2 separate regions of the Homo sapiens genome follow, and region 2 is linked to region 1. The links are chromatin contacts, found by Hi-C or POLR2A ChIA-PET in ENCODE. All regions are on one chromosome and are shown on one strand. Each heading gives the region's core, a stretch centred on a gene start or an enhancer-like site at or near the end of the contact. The rest is flanking DNA. Distances are from core to core; before and after follow the strand shown. Region 1 overlaps STAT3 (signal transducer and activator of transcription 3). Region 2 overlaps ATP6V0A1 (ATPase H+ transporting V0 subunit a1).

What was found. A loop is a pair of places that touch in the nucleus more often than their neighbours do. ChIA-PET counts read pairs that join two places held with the same protein, here RNA polymerase II (POLR2A). Pooled maps may share reads with other maps.
Region 2: a pooled map shows a loop between it and region 1 (2.0-fold over the local background). The contact joins two enhancer-like sites. A Hi-C loop is called at or near these places in 2 of 50 pooled maps. POLR2A ChIA-PET finds 5 or more read pairs at or near these places in 6 of 52 experiments (BJ, GM10248, RWPE1 and 3 more).

Annotation. Positions count from the first base shown.
Region 1 is chr17:42,363,792-42,369,927 of GRCh38, forward strand. All of the region lies in intron 1 of STAT3 (signal transducer and activator of transcription 3), which reads right to left. Among named protein-coding and RNA genes, the nearest start is that of STAT3, 22 kb to the right of the region's middle. Within about 2 kb of position 3,511, at least 7 of the 41 ENCODE cell types and tissues checked have a DNase peak (open chromatin) inside an H3K27ac peak, as active enhancers do.
Region 2 is chr17:42,515,696-42,521,913 of GRCh38, forward strand. It overlaps ATP6V0A1 (ATPase H+ transporting V0 subunit a1), which reads left to right. Exons shown (of 22, transcript NM_001130021.3): 22 at 5,332-6,218. The coding sequence ends at 5,425. Among named protein-coding and RNA genes, the nearest start is that of MIR5010, 4.6 kb to the left of the region's middle. RefSeq lists an enhancer at 912-1,411 and a silencer at 1,855-1,904. Within about 2 kb of position 2,941, at least 34 of the 41 ENCODE cell types and tissues checked have a DNase peak (open chromatin) inside an H3K27ac peak, as active enhancers do.

The DNA of each region.
Region 1 (6,136 bases), core at 2,261-4,760:
CTTATCTCCTCCTTGCCCCCCACCCACAGACTTTGTTCCTTTTTCATATTTGTTCTTGCCTAAAATGCTTTTTTCTCTGGGTGGCGTTATCCATCCCTTTCTTGTGTCTGTCAGACAGGCTCTCCCTAACCCCACCCCTAGTCCAATGACTGCTTTCACTCTGAATCCCCACGGTACATATATAAGCATCTGAGGCTCTTTCCTATTGGCTTTGATTCTACCTCCTTCACTTGAGGAGCAGCTCTCTGCTGGCAACCACGTACCATCCTGATTTAGAACTTCCCACAGGCTAACTTAAGACACCAAATAAACACTTGCACACACACATAACCACCACCTCCCATTACAGAAGTACACCTCCCCTACTGAACAGATGATGGCCACGATACTGAAAAGCATGGCATCAACATGACAACTGCATCCTGAAAGATCAGCCTATATATAGGTTTGGTTATCTTGAATTTCGAGTTTGGAGAGAAGCAAAGTATTTTTCTAATAAACTGTGAATGCTGAGGAATTCACCTTCATAGGAGTCAGAAACAGGCTGCCAAACTTTTCAAAAGAAAAACAGTGGTAGGTTGAGCAAGCACATTGTCATGTCAGATTTTCCAGGCTCGAGGGCCACTGAAGGGAGAAGAGCGAGTAGCTGGAAAAAACCTGTGGGTACTGTTATCTTTGGCCAAAGCTCAAATAAAAGAATCACAAAAACATCCACTGATCTAAAATGCTATGTAAGTCATTAATATTCATCTAAGAGAGGCAACTGAAATAAAGCAGATAAAGAGAACTTAAGCCATTCTCTTACCTCAGCCTCCCAAGTAGCTGGGATTACAGGTGCCCGCCACCACACCTGGCTAATTTTTGTATTTTTCGTAGAGATGGAGTTTCACCATTTTGGCCAGGTTGGTCTCAAACTCCTGACCTCAAGTGATCTGCCTGCCTTGGCCTCCCAAAGTGTTGGGGTTACAGGCGTGAGCCACTGCGCCTGGCCAAGAATTTAAATTTCTGAGTCTCAAAGTCATAAACCTATAATATGGCTCAATGCTTACCTCAGTGCTTACTGGAGAGAAGGAAGATTCTTTTCTCAAATTTATTCAGGTCACTTTCCCTATACGAAATACTAAGGTAGTCCTGGTCACTTACATGGAACAATATACCTGGGGCTGACGATGCTTGGATATATAGAAGTCCTTCAGTCAAAGGAACTATGAACTTTTGAGGCAGAACCTCAAATTCAGAAGGCATTTGTGGTGGTTGGATAACATGGCCCTAAATTCTCTCATTATGCCCCACTCTCTGAGAGGAGGGGGTCTTTGTTCCCTTCCTTTGAATCTAGCTAAGTCCATAACTGTTCCAACCAATAGAGCATGCTGAAAGCGGCGAGATGTCATTTCCACCTGATTTCATTGGAAGTCTCATTCTCCAGAACCAGCCACATTCTGTGAGAAACCCAAGGCAAAAGGGGAGGCCACAAGTAGGCACGTGGTCTACAGTCTCAGCTGAAATCAGCCTTTGAGTCATCGCAGCCCAGACATCAGATACAGGAGTAAAGAAAATTCCAGATGATTATTACCCCCAGCCGCTTGAGTTTTCTCAGTGAGACCTCAGACATCGCAGAGCAAAGACAAGCCATCCCTGCTGTTATCTAAATTCCTGCCCACGGCATCTTCGAACATAGTCAAATGATTGCTGCTTTAGGCCACTAAGTCTGAGCTGGTTTATTGCATTCGGCAACTAGAACAACATTTTTACTAACATAGTGATTGAATGTAGACTTAATAATGAAAGAGTCCAACTTCCATAAGAAAAAAATTCATAATTTTAAAGGAAGAGGCTTTGCTGTTAAAGTTTTTTTTTTTTGTTTTTTTTTGTTTTTTTTTTTGAGACGGAGTCTTGCTCTGTTGCCCAGGATGGAGTGCAGTGGCGTGATCTTGGCTCACTGCAACCTCCACCTCCCGGGTTGAAGTGATTCTCCTGCCTCAACCTCCCAAGTAGCTGGGACTACAGGTGCCCGGTACAACGCCTGGCTAATTTTTGTATTTTCAGTAGAGACAGGGTTTCACCATATTGGCCAGGCTGGTCTCAAACTCCTGACCTTTTGATCTGCCCACCCCAGCCTCCCAAAGTGCTGGGATTACAGGCATGAGCCACCGTGCCCGGCCTGTTAAAGCTATTTTAATAGTAAACTTATTTTCTCTATGCACTCCTTTCTAAATTATTCAGCCCCACTTTCTTTCAAAACAACGTTTATACACTGACAATTCTCAAATTTATGTCTCTAGCCCCATCCGCTAATATGAACATCAGACACTTATAGCCAACTGCCTCTTCAATATCTCCACCTGGATGTCTAAAATGCATGTCAAACTTAATGTATCCAAAGCCAACCCCTTCATTAAAAACCTCTCCCAGCCGGCTTCTCCTCCAGTCTCCCCCATTCTAGCAAGTGACAACTCCATTCCTGCACATGTTGAGGCTAAAAACCTTGAAATGAGCCTTAACTTCAACTCCAGTCTCTCTCTCTCTTCCTCCCCCTCCTCCTGCCACACCTAATCCATTAACAAATCCTGTTGGCTCTGTCTTCAAAATCTGGAAGTGACCGGGCACAATGGCTCAGGCCTATAATCCCAGCACTTTAGGAGGCTGAGGCGGGTGGATCACTTGAGCTCAGGAGTTTGAGACCAGCCTAGGCAACATGGCAAAACCCTGTCTCTACGAAATATACAAAAATTAGCCGGATATAGTGGCGCAAGCCTGTGATCCCAGCTACTTGGGAGGCTGAGGTGGGGGTATCACTTGAGCCCAGGAGGCGGAGGTTGTAGTAAGCTGAGATTGCACCACTGCACTCCAGCCTGGGAGACAGAGTAAGATCCTGTCTCAAAAAAAAAAAAAAAAAAAAAAAAGGAAGGTGAGCCTTTCTCACAACCTCCCACTGACGCAGCCTTAATCCAGGCCACCAGCATCTCTTACCTAGATAGCTGGACTAGGCTAACTGGCCTGGATGCTTTCATCCTTGTCCCTCTACCTTCTATTCTCCACATTACAGATCCTTTCAAAATAAGAGTCCTGGCTGGCACGGTGGCTCAAACCTGTCATCCCAGCACTTTGGGAGGCCAAGGCGAGCAGATAAATTAAGGTCAGGAGTTCGAGACCAGCCTGGCCAACAAGGTGAAATCCCGTTTCTACTAAAAATACAAAAATTAGCCAGGTGTAGTGGCAGGCGCCTGTAATCTCAGCTACTCGGGAGGCTGAGGCAGGAGAAGTTGCTTGAACCGGGGAGGCAGAGGTTGCAGTGAGCTGAGATCGCGCCACTGCACTCCAGCCTGGGTGACACAGCGAGACTCCGTCTCAAAAAACATAAACATAAAAATAAATAAAAAATAAAAATAAAAACAGAAATTCGCCGGCATGGTGGCCCAAGCCTGTAATCCTAGCTACTCGGGAGGCTGAGGCAGGAGCATAGCTTGAACCCAGGAAGTAGATGTTGCAATGAGCCGAGATTGCGCCACTGCACTTCAGCCTCGGCAACAGAGCAAGATTTTGTCTCCAAAAAAAAAAAAAACCAGAGTCAGATCATTTCATTCCCCTGCTCAAAACCCACTCAGGAAAAAATCCAAAGTCCTACCACGGCCCACCAGTCAATCCATTTTGCCCCAGATGTCTCTCTTTGCCTCCTTCCCTACAACTCTCCCCTTGCTCACAGCTGTCCCCTCTCTGCTCCTGGAACACACCTTGCCCGTTTCTGCCCTAGGACTCTTCTCTCCACCTGATAGGCTCTTTCCCTAGATATCTCCATGGCTTGCTCCCTCACTTCGTTCAGGTCTCTGCACAATGTCTCTTGACACCCCTCTATCTAAAACAGCAACATCTCCCCTGCTGAATTCTCCTTTACAGTACTCATCGCCCTCCATTGTTCATATATTTCTTTTTTCATGTATCTCCTTCCAATATGATCAACTAGGAACTTAAGCCCCATAAGAACAAAGACATTCTTCAGTTCACTGCTATTTCCCCAGCAACTACAGAATGCTCAAATATTTGAATAAATGAATGAAAATTAAGTAAGTTTTTCAAAAATCTAGAACACACTTTTAGCATAGAGAAAACTGAAGTACCATAGGAGGTTAATTCACTTCATATAACAGCATAAACTGCCCTTCCTTAAGTAGGAGACAATAGGTACAATAATGCATGCAAATGTTAAGTGGTAAAGCAAACATACAAAGTTTCCCAATAGAAGAGTTTAAATTAAAATCTAAACTTCCAGCCAGGAGCAGTAGTGGACGTCTAGTCCCAGCTACTCAGGAGGCTGAAGCAGGAAGATCACTTGAGCCCAGGAATTCAAGGCCAGCCTGGGTAACATAGGAAGACCCCATCTCTAAAAACATAAAAATAAAAATCTAAGCCTCAAAAGAAAAAAAATAAATAAACAAAAGGCATTTCCTATAAAGTTAAACTGTTACAGAATTGTTTTTCTTAAACTGCAATAATGAGACTTTAGCACTCTCTTGTCCTCTAAAAGACATTATTTCATGACATGTGCCCATTGGCAGTATTTGAGAATCTAAGAAAGTAGATCACACTAAATATTGATATGCAGACACTAAAATCGTACAACCACTTGGATGACTAGGTTTGAGATATTCCCAAAGTGACAGGTTTTTGTTTTGTTTTGTTTTGTTTTTTGAGACAAGGTCTCGCCCTGTCGCCCAGGCTGGAATGCAGTGGTGCAATCTCAGCTCACTGCAACCTCTGCCTCCTGAGTTCAAGCAATTCTCCTGCCTCAGCCTCCCTGGTAGCTGGGACTGCAGGCATGCACCACCACACCTGGCTAATTTTTGAATTTTTAGTAGAGACAGGGTTTCTCCACGTTAGCCAAGCTGGTCTCGAATTCCTGGCCTCAAGTGCTCTGCCTGCCTCAGCCTCCCAATGCAACCAGCCTTTTTTTTTTTTTTTAACTTTTATTTTAGGTTTGGGGTTACACGTGCAAGTTTGTTATATAGGTAAACTCATGTCAGAGGGGTTTGTTGTACAGCTTATTTTGATAAAATATTAAGTATTAAGCCCAATACCCAATAGTTATCTTTTCTGTTCCTCTCCCTCCTCCCACTCTCCACCCTCAAGTAAACCCCAGTATCTGTGGTTTCCTTCTTTGTGTTCACAAGTCCTTATCATTTAGCTCCCACTTATAAGTGAGAACACGTGGTCTTCGGTTTTCTGTTCCTGCATTACTTTGCTAAGGATAATAGCCTCCAGCTCCATCCATGTTCCTGCAAAAACATGATCTCAGCCGAGCACGGTGGCTCACACGTAATCCCGGCACTTTGGGAGGCCGAGGTGGGAGGATCATGAGGTCAGGAGTTCAAGAACAGCCTGCCCAACACGGTGAAACCCCATCTCTACTAGAAATACAAAAATTAGCCAGGCATGGTGGAGGGCACCTGTAATCCCAGCTACTCGGGAGGCTGAGGCAGAGAATTGCTTGAACCTGGGAGGCGGAGGTTGCAGTGAGCTGAAATCGTGCCACCTGCATTCCAGCCTGGGCAATAGAGCAAGACTCCATCTCAAAAACAAACAAACAAACAAACAAACAAAAACATGATCTCGTTGTTTTTTATGGCTGCATAGTATTCCACAGTGTATGTACCACATTTTCTTTATCCAATTTGTCACTGATGGGCATTTAGGTTGATTCCATGTCTTTGCTATTGTGAATAGTGCTGCAAGTAAATCTCTTTAAACAGCAAATCTATTACTGCCTGCTTTTCAATGCTTTACCCTCAAGAAACTTGGGCTACAACTCAATAACAAAAAGCAGCATTTTTGTTCTTGTTGTTTTTAATTCAGTTTCTTTTTTTTGTTTTGTTTTGTTTCTAAGAGACAGGGTCTCACTCTGTGGCCCAGGCTGGAGTGCAGTGGCAGGATCATAGCTCACTATAACCTCGAACTATCAAACTCCTGGGCCTAAGTGATCCTCCCACCTCAGCCTCCTGAGTAGCTAGGACTACAGGTACATGCTGCCAAACCCAGCTAATTAAAAAATATTTTTTTTTTGGTGATGAGGTCTATGTTGCCCAGGCTGGTCTCAAATTCCTGGACTCAAGCGATCCTCCTGCCTCAGCCTCCCAAAACATTG
Region 2 (6,218 bases), core at 1,691-4,190, 150 kb after region 1:
GAGAATCGCTTGAACCCAGGAAGTGGAGGTTGCATTGAGCCAAGATCGCGCCATTGTACTCCAGCCTGGGCAACAAGAGTGAAACTCGGTCTCAAAAAATAAAAATACAGGGTGTATTTCACATAAACAACAAATAATTTTTTTAGTATGAGTATTTCCCAAATGTGCATGGGATATGCTTATACTAAAAACTGGGGCAGTCTGTATTTTCTGTGGCTGTTCCACCTCAGACTCCACTTCTTTGGGTCTCTATTTTCTCCTTTATGTTGTGATTCTCTTTTTGGGGGTCTCAAAACCCCAATGTCTCTGGAAGTTCTGGCCCCTCTCCCCAGAGGAGCACTCACACACTTCTCCTGTTTTACAAGCATAGGGGTCTGACTCACTGGTGTGCCTTAGAGGCCCCTGGATGGGATGCTCTGTGGTGTTCATGATCTCAAGGCCAGAAGAGGACTATGAATGTCTCTCTTCGTTCTCAAAACCTGAAGAAAATCCAGCATCTGAACCTGAGAAACTCATTCCCCACTCCCCTTTATCTTTGATTATTCTCATGGCTGGGTGACCCCTGAGCCTCCTCAAAGATTCAGCTGTGGGTTTTTCTGAATGATGGGCGGAGAGTGAGGCATGGAAGGGCAAGACGTGGCTAGGGTGCACTCTTCTTCAAAAGCCCTGCTGCGTCAGTAGACCTGGCTTCCTCTGGCCTGGCTCTCTCCCTCCTGGCCTCCCTCCTCCCCACCCAGCTCATCTGGCTGGCCTCCCTGTTCTAAGCTTATCAGCCGACCCCCGCAAGCACACTTCCTCAGCCCTCCTCAGTGCACGAGAACCTCTGAGGACTCACTTTTTCTTGCCCCTTGGCCTCCTTTCTTTTCTTTTCACTCCTGTCTCTTGAGCCCTGGGTTTGAGGGAACAGTGACCACCTCACCTTGATTCCAGCCCACGTGGGTAGCCGGTCATCTCCCTGGGCAGGGCGGGAGCAAGGCACTGTTGCAGAGCAAGGCCGCCTGGGCTTGAGCCTCATTTTGTTGCCAGAAGATTGCTTCCTCCTCAGGCTCACCTGTGGCCTCCCCGTGTCTTCCCAGGTCCCCCTGAACTGAAGTGATGAGTGGCAGGACAGCAGGCTCCGGAATTGGGCGACCTGGGTTGGAATTCCAGCACTGTCACACCAGGCAGGGAACCTGAGCAGAACATTCACTGCCAAGATTACTGTGAGCAAGTAGGAAGTAATGCACACACCAAGTGCTGCCACAGCAAAAGCAGGTGCTCTAGGATGGGTAGTGGCTGCTCTGCTTAAAAGTGGGATGCCCTTACTGGGTGCGATGGCTCACACCTATAATCCCAGCATTCTGGGAGGCTGAGGCAGGCAGATCACCTGAGGTCAGGAGTTCGAGACCAGCCTGGACAACATGGTGAAACCCCATCTCTACTAAAAATGCAAACATTAGCTGGGCGTGATGGTGGGCGCCTGTAATCCCAGCTACTCGGGAGGCTGAGGCAAGAGAATCGCTTGAACCCAGGAGATGGAGGTTGCAGTGAGCCAAGATCGCGCCACTGCACTGCAACCTGGGCGACAGACCGAGACTCCGTCTCAAAACAACAACAACAACAACAACAACAAAAAAACCTGGGATGCCCTAGAGAGAGGGTGTCTGCCTGGGGTCCCCCATAAAAAGACTGCTTTTAGCCTGTCTAGAGTGAGAGAAGACCCCAGAGGAGGCAGAGGATACCATCAGAATGCCCTCAGGTGCTGTTTGCAAGGAACAGCCTCCCCATATATGTCGTATTTATTTTGGCAATAGGAGTATTGGGTAGGAGAGGAAAAAACAGTGCAAACCTCCTTTGTGCAACTTCCAGAATCTCGTCTTTGGAGGGCTGTTCCCGTGACACGAGTGGGGCGCCTCCCCCACCACTAAAACAGAAGTGAATGAAATTGGTGCTTGTGCGCCCCCTCCTGGCAAAATGCGGCTGTGCGTCCAGGATGCCTGGATCTTCCCTGTGGCCCAGGACTGCAGGAGGCGTTCTGAGCTGTGGCCCTCTTACCAGGGGTGGAGCCTCTGGGGCTGCTGAACCAGCTGTAGGGATGGTGCTGCTGTTCTTCCTGGCATCCATCCTAGGCATCTTCATACCTCCCACTTTATCCCTGCTGTTTCCTGATTCAAGGGCTGCCCCATTATACAAGTTCTGGTCTCCTCAGTGGGGACAATAAGAAAAACATTTGATTCGATAACATATAAACCACTAGTGTGAGATTCATGCAGCATCATAGGAAGGGGGGTGATGTGTTTGAAAACAGTGAGCAGGCTAATGTATTAATCTGCTAATTCTGTCTCCTGAGTTTTCTCTCTTTTCCTCCCTCCTGCCACATGAAGTGTGCTTGGCTTCTTACCTACCATAATTAGACATCTTTTCTTCCTCAGAGAAGGCATGAGACAGGGATTTGATTGTAGTTATCACTGTAAACATCAAACTGATTTTTATGCAGAACTATTGCCCCAGGGCATACCTTCCAAGGAACCTGGTCTCTCCTTACCTAGCGAATTCCACATACACATAGATGTACACCTACCTGTACACTCACAGATTGGGTGGTGATTAAAGGGACAGAATCGGGGACCAGCTTCTTGTTAGGAATGCAGTGTTGCCACGGCATGACAGCATGGAGCAGTTGAGGGAATGGCTGCCCAGGAGAACTCAGAACTCTTGAAATGTAGTTCCAGGCTGCCATCATTGCCCTGATATTCAGGCCGTCAGACAGATGTGTGTTGTAGGCCCTGAACGGCACAGAGAGTGGCAGAACAGGCTACATAAACAGCTCAGCCCAGAATTGTCTTTCCAGACTGCCTGCCCTCAGTCACAACCCCCACCAGGGAAGGGAAGCGGCCCCAAGACTCCTTCCTCCTTCACCCACTCGAGGAAACAGAGTTCCTGTTACGTGGCATGAATGATGTCTTTTGGCCCCAGTTAATCCCTCTGAGTCACCAGGTGGCCTTTGCCAAGTGCTGGAGCTGGAAGAGATGATAGAGACACTCATCTGGCGTCCTGAGGCTCTCCTCACAGCTGTTGAATTCTAGAGGTGCATTTCAGTGTCTTGGGGCATGGCAAGACTTTGGAGGCTCCCTGAGCAGAGCAGTGGAGATGCCCAAAAAGAAGGAAGAACCTAGGATGGCAGATGGGGCCCCCCTTGCCCTGGGGAACTTCATGTTTGTACTTTCTCAGGAAGCACACATTTCCCCAGTTCAGCGGGAGAGAGTGGGGAGACTAGCAGGGAAATTGCTTTCCAGCTTTGTGCTGGGTGGTTGGGGTGAGGGTGGCCACGGAAGGAGGTGAAATCAGGCTGACCTCAAGATAGACCCAAGATGTCCCAGTTCTGGCCGCTCTAAGTCTCTAAAGCAGCAGCTGGTGGGAGGGGCAGTATTGGGCAGTATGTCAGGGAGGCCACCTGTCTGCTCACACAGTACAATTGATGTGCCCCTCCCAGGCATATATCCCTCTTCCTCCTTGCTGGGCCCCCATGGGTAGATAAGGTGACTGGAGGGGTGCCAAGAAAAGGGCGGTGCCCCCACAGGCATCTGAAAACAAAGCTGCTGCTCCATTTGCCCAGTTTGAAGATTAGAATGGTTTTGTGATTAGCCAGGAGGGGGTGGGGGTCAGAGTTCTGGACACCTCACTGGAGTCGGGGGTCAGCATACCCTACCAAGGCTGACATTCACTCCTAGGTAATGGCCTGGGACCCTCAGGTGACTTGTCCACTCTCTGGCTATGTATTGTTGAATGAAAAGGGGACATGTAAATCTCGTTTCAGCTGTTCTGAAATAACCCTTGCCACATGGGAACACAGTCTATTCAACATGAAGAATTCAAACCTAACACAAGTGGGTGAGAAGCAGGAACCCACTGCTAGGCCCCACCGCGTTCCCTCAGAGGTGGTCTCAGTAGCTGGAACTTGGAGAAGTAGTTTTGGTGGGGTGTTGGGACGTGGGTGAATCCAGGTCCTGGTTTGGAATTGCTCTGGTGGGAACCGTCAGCTAACGTCAGTTGGAAGCTCTGTGTCCTCCCCCTCCTGAGTCCTGTTTTTCCTGGAGGACCTTGGCCCACCCCTGTGGAATGTGGGGATGTGGGGAAGAAAGCTGACTGCTTTTACTCCCACTCAGAAAATTCGGTTGCGCTCTTCTTCAAGGGGGTGCTCCTCAGCCTGCACCCCAGTGAAGGGGCCTCTGAGGAACTCCCAGTGCCACTGGCAAACAGTCTGTAACCTTTGGGCCCCAGCCACCTCCCAGCCCCTGTTCTCTTAATTCCTGCCTTCTTGGCTTGGAGGGAGGAATCTCCATTTGTAAAAGCTGAGTTAGGGAACTAGAGGGTTCCTGAAGCTTTAAAGCGCCTCAAAGCCCTCACCCTGCACGTGACCTGTCACCTGGAGCCTGCCCCAGCCCCCACGCCTGCCTGTTCTTATAGGGGCTCCGGTGCCTCCAGGGTCACACAGCACCATGTGGAAACTATTCCTCAGGGCAGCTCTCCTTGGCCTTTTTATCCCCTGAATCATGCATTTTTCTGCCCTTATTTGGTGTGGTTTGGTTGCTGGGCAGCTGTCCAGGGTGAGTTTGCAGGAGGAAGCACAGCCAAGCAGCCTCGCTCTGCTTATGGGACAGTCTTCCTCCCACCCTCCCTGAGAGTGAAAGGGCCCCACAGAGACCATCAGGCATGGATGCTGAACTGCTGGGAAGGGAGCTCAGGCTTTTTCTTTTTAGTCCCCAAGAGAAGAATTCTTTCTCAGATGTTTTTGTGGTTGGAGAATATTTTTGCCATTGCTTTGAGAAGACTTCCCCTCCTAACTCCCCCTCTTTCCTTGGAATTTCCTTCCTTAAATGGAAAGCCTTCAACATTCACTCCAAGCTCGCCCTTTTGCTCCCCCAAGGAAAAATAACAAGCAAACAGAGGTGCTTGCCCAGTGTCTCTGGAGGGGCTTCCCTTAGAGGTGGGCTGTGTGATCCCCTGCCAGGAGGGGGCGATGGGGGCCACTTGTTCATTAACGATGTTAGGCTCAAGGTAACTGAACTTTTTTTGCACATGCCTCTCTGCAGAGAGTTGTGCATAAACACACTGCTCGGCAGGACAGAGCAAGATTGGGAACTGAGGGCAAATCCCTTCCTCCGTGCGTCGAACTCTTGATCCCAGGCCTTAAAAGTGGGATCTCTGCACTCTGGGCTTTCTCTAGCTTCCCCAGGGAAGGGAGGCTCGGGGTGAGGTGGGCACGGGGCATCTTTCCTGCCCAACTGTGAAGTCCTAAAAAGCTTCACAAAGTTTCTATTGAATGACAGCTTTCTTCTTCTCTTTCTCCAGGGTTGAGTTCCAGAATAAATTCTACAGCGGGACCGGTTTCAAGTTCTTACCCTTCTCCTTCGAGCATATTCGGGAAGGGAAGTTTGAAGAGTGAGTCCCTGTGAGGGCCGTGTGCCCCATGCTACCCTCCCCGCCTCCCTCCACAGTGATCAGCTGTGCCTCTCTGCCTGTTGGTTGTGATCTGTGGGCACCAGCTCATTCGTGTCACCCTGTCTGTGAGTCATTTAGATAGAATAGTCCTCCTTGGGTCTCCCACCACCCCTAGCTTTGTGTGTAGTGTAGTGATTTTCTGGCTGTCACTCATACTCACTGGGCACCAGCCTTGCCCTCTTAGCCTCCATCCATCCAGACAGCCCTTCCCACCTCCTGGTGGTGAGCCAGTCTGCATTCCCACGCCATCCCAAAGCCCTTTCATCTTCCCCGTGCATTGTAGATGGAAGGAGCACCCATGCCATTCACATCTAGACTTTGAGTTCCCTGCATCTGCCACCGTAGTTTCTAGCAGGAGTAGTGGGGGGAGTAATACAGATTCTTCCCTAGAAGGGGACACTGGTAACATGTCCCACTCTTGGATTAGCAGGGGTGGGTCCAGGAAGATGATATTTGCGTCTTTTGCCCACCCCCCTGGCATTCAGCTGGACCCAACTAGGCCATCATGAGTGGCTTCTCCCTGTCATCCCCAGGGGTCATAGGATATCTACACCGCCTTTCTGACCCCACCCTGCACTCCCATCCTTTCCTCTCTCCCCGTTCATGCCCTGCACTACATAGCACAGCCGGGATGCTTGGAACAGAGGCCTTGGCTGCTCCGCAGTGCACAGGGCTTCCCTCTCTCGGGGTTGGCTTCTTCCCAGGCCTTGCATGGGCCCTGCCCACAAGCACACCCT